Linked DNA regions of Mus musculus: region 2 is linked to region 1. A link is a loop called in an ENCODE intact Hi-C map of the cell type or tissue named here. Cell type or tissue: heart. All regions are shown on one strand.

The links. A loop is a pair of places that touch in the nucleus more often than their neighbours do. Peaks named below come from ENCODE experiments on the same cell type or tissue, not always from the same donor. Only the 100,000 strongest peaks of a DNase experiment are listed, where the experiment ranks them.
Region 2: it touches region 1 in a loop (2.7-fold over the local background); 3 of 42 quality-filtered maps call a loop at or near these places.

The regions. Positions count from the first base shown.
Region 1 is chrX:36,182,337-36,184,836 of GRCm38, reverse strand. All of the region lies in intron 2 of Gm42406 (a long non-coding RNA gene), which reads left to right. Among named protein-coding and RNA genes, the nearest start is that of Zcchc12, 12 kb to the left of the region's middle. In heart, a CTCF peak has its summit at 975; no DNase peak of the experiment used is centred here.
Region 2 is chrX:36,023,954-36,026,453 of GRCm38, reverse strand. The region is part of intron 35 of Dock11 (dedicator of cytokinesis 11); the gene reads right to left. It overlaps Gm32904 (a long non-coding RNA gene), which reads left to right. Exons shown (of 2, transcript XR_391663.3): 1 at 1-798. Among named protein-coding and RNA genes, the nearest start is that of Gm32904, 1.9 kb to the left of the region's middle. In heart, no CTCF peak of the experiment used is centred here; no DNase peak of the experiment used is centred here.

The DNA of each region.
Region 1 (2,500 bases):
ACACCTTTGCCACGGCCCTGTGTTGAAACAATCTCAGTATTCTAACAGCCAGAGCTCTTTCTATAAACAGGTGAGAAGAGTGGCATATATTATGTGCTTACTGTGCGCTAGACTTTAAGTGCTTCTCCAGTGGTAACTCAAAAATACCCTCTACAGTTGTAACTGTTATTTTATTTTCCTGGTGCTGGGGATGGAACCTGGGGTCTTGTGCATATTACAGGAGTGCTCTAGCACTGAGCTACACCCTCAGCGTGTGTGTCTAATCCACTGTTGAACTAGTGAGGAATGTGAAAGGAAAATTTTGATATCTTGATTTTTATCCAGACTTTATACGCTAGAATATTAAGATACCTCGTTCTATGTGTTCAATTGAATGTATAGGACAATGATCATATTGGTTCAGTTCAAACCAAACATGGTTGTGATGCTTGCAATCCCAGCACTTGGGAAGCTGAGACAGGGTGGTCATGAGTTTGAGGCCAGCCTGGTCTATATAGTGAAATTTCACCTACTTTTTGAGGCTCCCCCATTACCTGCTCTCACTGCATCATCAGCCTTTCCCTCAGAGTGGTCTCTACACTAAAATTATTAGAGGTTGGAGACATGCTCAGTGGAAAAGCATTTGCCTAGCAGGCACAAGGCCCTTGGTTCAATTCTCTAACCCCCCCTACAAGTTACACTAGAATTCAGTTTGCTGGAGGGATATATATGTTTTCGCTCATGAATGTATGCCCAGTGTCCAACACAATATAGTTACTAAATGAATGTTTGTTGAATAATAAATAAATGAATATCAGTAAATAAATGGATGAACAAAGATCCAGTTCCACTTCACAAGAGGATGTTAGCAAAATGAAACAAAACTGAGATACAAAACCATGATAGAATTTTAAGAACTAAAAGTGAGAGACAAAAGTCTCATAAAAAGGAGGGGTCATGTCCTCTCAAATGGCTTTCATAAAGCTGCCATTACAGTTTCTATGTGCAGCCCCCAGGTGGCAGTAGTGTGTTACTCTTGGGCAGCAAGGGCAGGGTGAGTACTCATTTTCCCACCTCCTACCCAAGACTGTATAGCAAGCTTAGATTTCCTGGCCCTGTGCTAGAAGAAGACAGGCAAAGTGAATTCTGGTTGCAAACTATTTGGTCTTTCTCTGGTGAATAGCTCTGGTGACCCTCCCTCTTTTTTAATGTTATATTTATTTATTTATCCTGGATATTGGTATTTAGTTATCCATGGGTACTCTGGTATGCCTATGGTGTCAGAGGACAACATGTGGGAGTTGATTCTCTTTTTCTACCAAGTGCATCCTGGAGATTGAACTCAAGTTGTCCACCTTTGCAGCAAGTGAGCCATCAGTGAACCATCTCAACAGCCATATAAATATATACTTCTATTTGCATGCACAGTAATAGAGCACATTATAACGATTCATATACATATATGTGTTAAATCATATAAAATAATTATATTTTGTTCTTGCTATTATTAATTCCTTGCTATTGCTTCCCTATCTTCAAATAGTCTCTCCTCCTGCTTTCACATCACACACACCCCATCACTTTCTCTTCTTCTCCTCTTTTCCCTCCCTCTAGTCCTCTTCTTCACCTCCTTTTCTTCACCTTTGCTCTTCTCTCCCCTCTACATACTCACACTTAAATCTAGATTCCAAATGCCAGAGAAAACATGGGCTACTTGCCCCTGACTTTTGAAGCTCAAAGCTGTCCCTGAGTGCCTGATCATGTCTGGAAATCATGGCCTAATGATTCTCTCTAGAACTCCACAACCCACGTATCCAAAATAGAATTATTTTTTCTCATCCACTCCCAAATTCCCTGTGGTTTTTTTTTTTTTTTTGTATCTACATTTTTTTTTAGATAGTGTCTCAAGATGTAGACCAGATTGGCTTCTAACTTGCAGTCCTCTTGCCTCATCCTCCGGACAGCTGGGATTCCAGATATGTGCCTCCAGGTCCTGTTCTGTCATTTAAACACCTACCTCCTATGCATTAAGTCCTGGAAAAAAAACCATCTGTGATGTCTAGTTTTAATGAACTTCAGTTCACTTTAATGACAGTCAACTTGACATAAGTTGAGAGTCATTTTGGAAGAGGGAATTTTACTTGAAAAAATGGTCCTACCAGATTGGCTTGTGGACAAGCCTGTGGTATATCTCCTTAGTTACTGATTGATGTAGGAGGGCTCATTCCATTGCCTGCACGTGTGTGTGTGTGTGTGTATGTGTGTGTGTGTGTGTGTGTATGTGTGTGTGTGTGTGTGTGTGTGTACATCTCTAGCAGTGAGCTAACACACTACTCCAGTTCACCCTCTTTCCAGTATCTACAGAGAAACACATTATTCATACACATTAGTTGGATTCCTGCTGAGCCCAAGCACACTCTCAAAAAAAATCCTTCTAAAAAGAGTGTACCAGGCAGAACTAGTCCACTACTTAGAATAAATTTGTCATTCTGTCTGCCTTGGACCTAAAACAACTAAAGTG
Region 2 (2,500 bases), 160 kb after region 1:
ACATTTATTGTGCATGTTGGGCGCATGTTTAGAAGTTGGAGGACAACTCAAGTGTTCCATTTACACATATGAGCCTCCGGGACTGAATTCAGGTTACTCGGCAAATGCTATCTCCGTGGCCCGGGTTGAAGATGGGTTCTAGGTAGAAAATGTAGCCCAGATTGTATTTAAACTTTCCATTCCTTTACCTTTGCCTCTCACAAAGCATTTTCTGAATTTTATTTTTAAGTCAGGGGTCTAGAATCTCAGGAGGTTGTAAAATGTTGGCCTGGAACTCATGATCCTTCTCACCTTGGATCCAGCTGGGATTACGGCATGGGTCAGTGTCCTCACCTTTACGCCAAAGTGTTTTTCTTTGTTGTTGTTGTTGTTGTTAAATCAAGCCATGAATATCAACAGTTTTTAATGATTCTAAGTTATTAATCATTCATAATCAAAATGTTTTTGATATGAGTTGTTCTAAAATATCATTTGTTCTAAAAGATTAAGGCAAGGGCAATTTCTCTCCTCCCCCGGCCCCCTTGGCATCTCCCGTGGTGGGTGGGCGGGGCTGGCGGGGGTGCGCATGCGTGCCCCCTTGATAGTCTGAGGGCATTCCCGCCTGGCCTCAGAGAGCTTCCGCGCCATCTTAGGCAGCGGTGGTGGGTTGCGGTTGCCCTCACGCTCCAGCACTTTTTGGTTTCGTTTTCTTTCGGCCAAAAGCCTTTGGTTTCTTTCTAGGGCAAAAGAAACCAGGCCTTTCCGTGGGTCCTCAGCACCCGCTCTGCTGGACTGTGCCTTAAGGCAGCTTCTCCGCAGGTCTGTGACGGGGCAGCGGGCGGTGGGCAGCGGGCGGCAGCGGGCGAGGCCTGCGAGGCCGCAGCCCCGCGCCTGTTGCCTACAGGCAGGGCTGCCAGAGCTGCGGGGGCTCAGGGCTCAGGGAGACAGGGCCGCGGGGGCTAGTGTCCTTCCTGTTAGAGGCTCCTCTCCGATTTCCTTGTTTCCCCCCCCCGCCCCCCCCTTTTCTTTTTTTGTCACTGGCATGGCAAGTAGCTGGCCACAGCTCCATAGTTAAAAAGCCACCGGTGGTCCTGCTGGTCACTAGCCAGTGACAAGTACTCAGCAGACGCTCTCTGGCCATTTTGTCAGTGGCCCTGCCAAGGTGGGACTTGCCTGTCTAGGTTTCTAGGATGTCAAACAGGATAGAGATCAGCAGTAGTGGGAGCGAAGACAGGGAAGACGGTAAAAAATCCACGCGGTCGGAGAACATAAAGTTTAGCGTAAGTGATTTGGGGTCTGATGACTTTAAAAAGGTGTGGCTGTCCCTGAAAGCGGTCCATGATAAAGAGCTTCACCGCTTACAGGTGAAATTAAGCAATATGAGAAAGGCGCGGTTGACAGAGGGAAGGCGGTTTGGTGGCCCGGTACCAAAGGGTACTAAAACACTATCACAGGCACCGACAGAGGCACTGACACAGGCACTGACACAGGCACTGACACAGGCACCGACAGAGGCACTGACACAGGCACTAACACAGGCACTGACACAGGCACCGACACAGGCACCCAAAGCCTCCAGTTCAAAAGCGTGTGAGCGCTGTCTGGTGAACGAAATGTATAGGAATGTGCTACAGCAAGAATTTAGTAACATGCAACAAAAAAATCTAGTGCAGATTGCTGAGCTCACTGTAGAAAATATCAAATTAAAAGAGGAGAACAGAATGCTTTTGGAGAGGCTAAAACCAACTCCTCCACGTGTTCAGTTGAATTTTTCAGATAGTGATTATGAGGATTTCGTTGAAAGTACTCAGATGAAAATTAAACATGTGTATACAGTAAAGGAGCCTCCCCAAGCGGTACAAATGCTGTCATATCCTAGGCATATTACAAAACCACATGAGGAACAAAAAAAATCTCTATCTATGTCAAAGGTCATAGAAGCACCTCCACCACCAGATAAACCAATTCCACAAAACAGTCAGGAAATCCAGGTGGTCTCGGAGACTTCTTTTGTGGACTCTCCCGGTGTTGAGGAAAATGGTACCAAAGAGACCAATATATTACTGTCATGTACATGTTCTGTAAACCCTGCATTGGATCCCTCAAAGAAAGATGAATCAGATACTTTACCAAAACCCCCTGAAGGAAAAAAGACTACTTCCACAGAAAAACATGGAAAGAATACCTTCACTTGTAGCTTTTCCAGCAGTTCCTCTGGAGAACCTGTAATAATAGTATCTGAAACTTCAGAGGAAAGTATGCCTTGTAATCCTAGTTCTGCACTGGTATCTTTGGAAAAGAAAAGAGGGCAAAGTAGTACACAGGTGTTTCCTGTGGACTTCATTTCAAAATATATTCCAAAAAGGAGATCAACACACTCTGGTAGCAACCACAGTACTGACATTGCAGTGACATCTGGTCATGCTCCTTTGCTTTCCAGGGGAGAAACTACTCTGAAAAGCACTTGTGAATCTGAAAATATAAGACGTTTTGTAAAGAGGTCCAAAAGTGATTCTGAGAG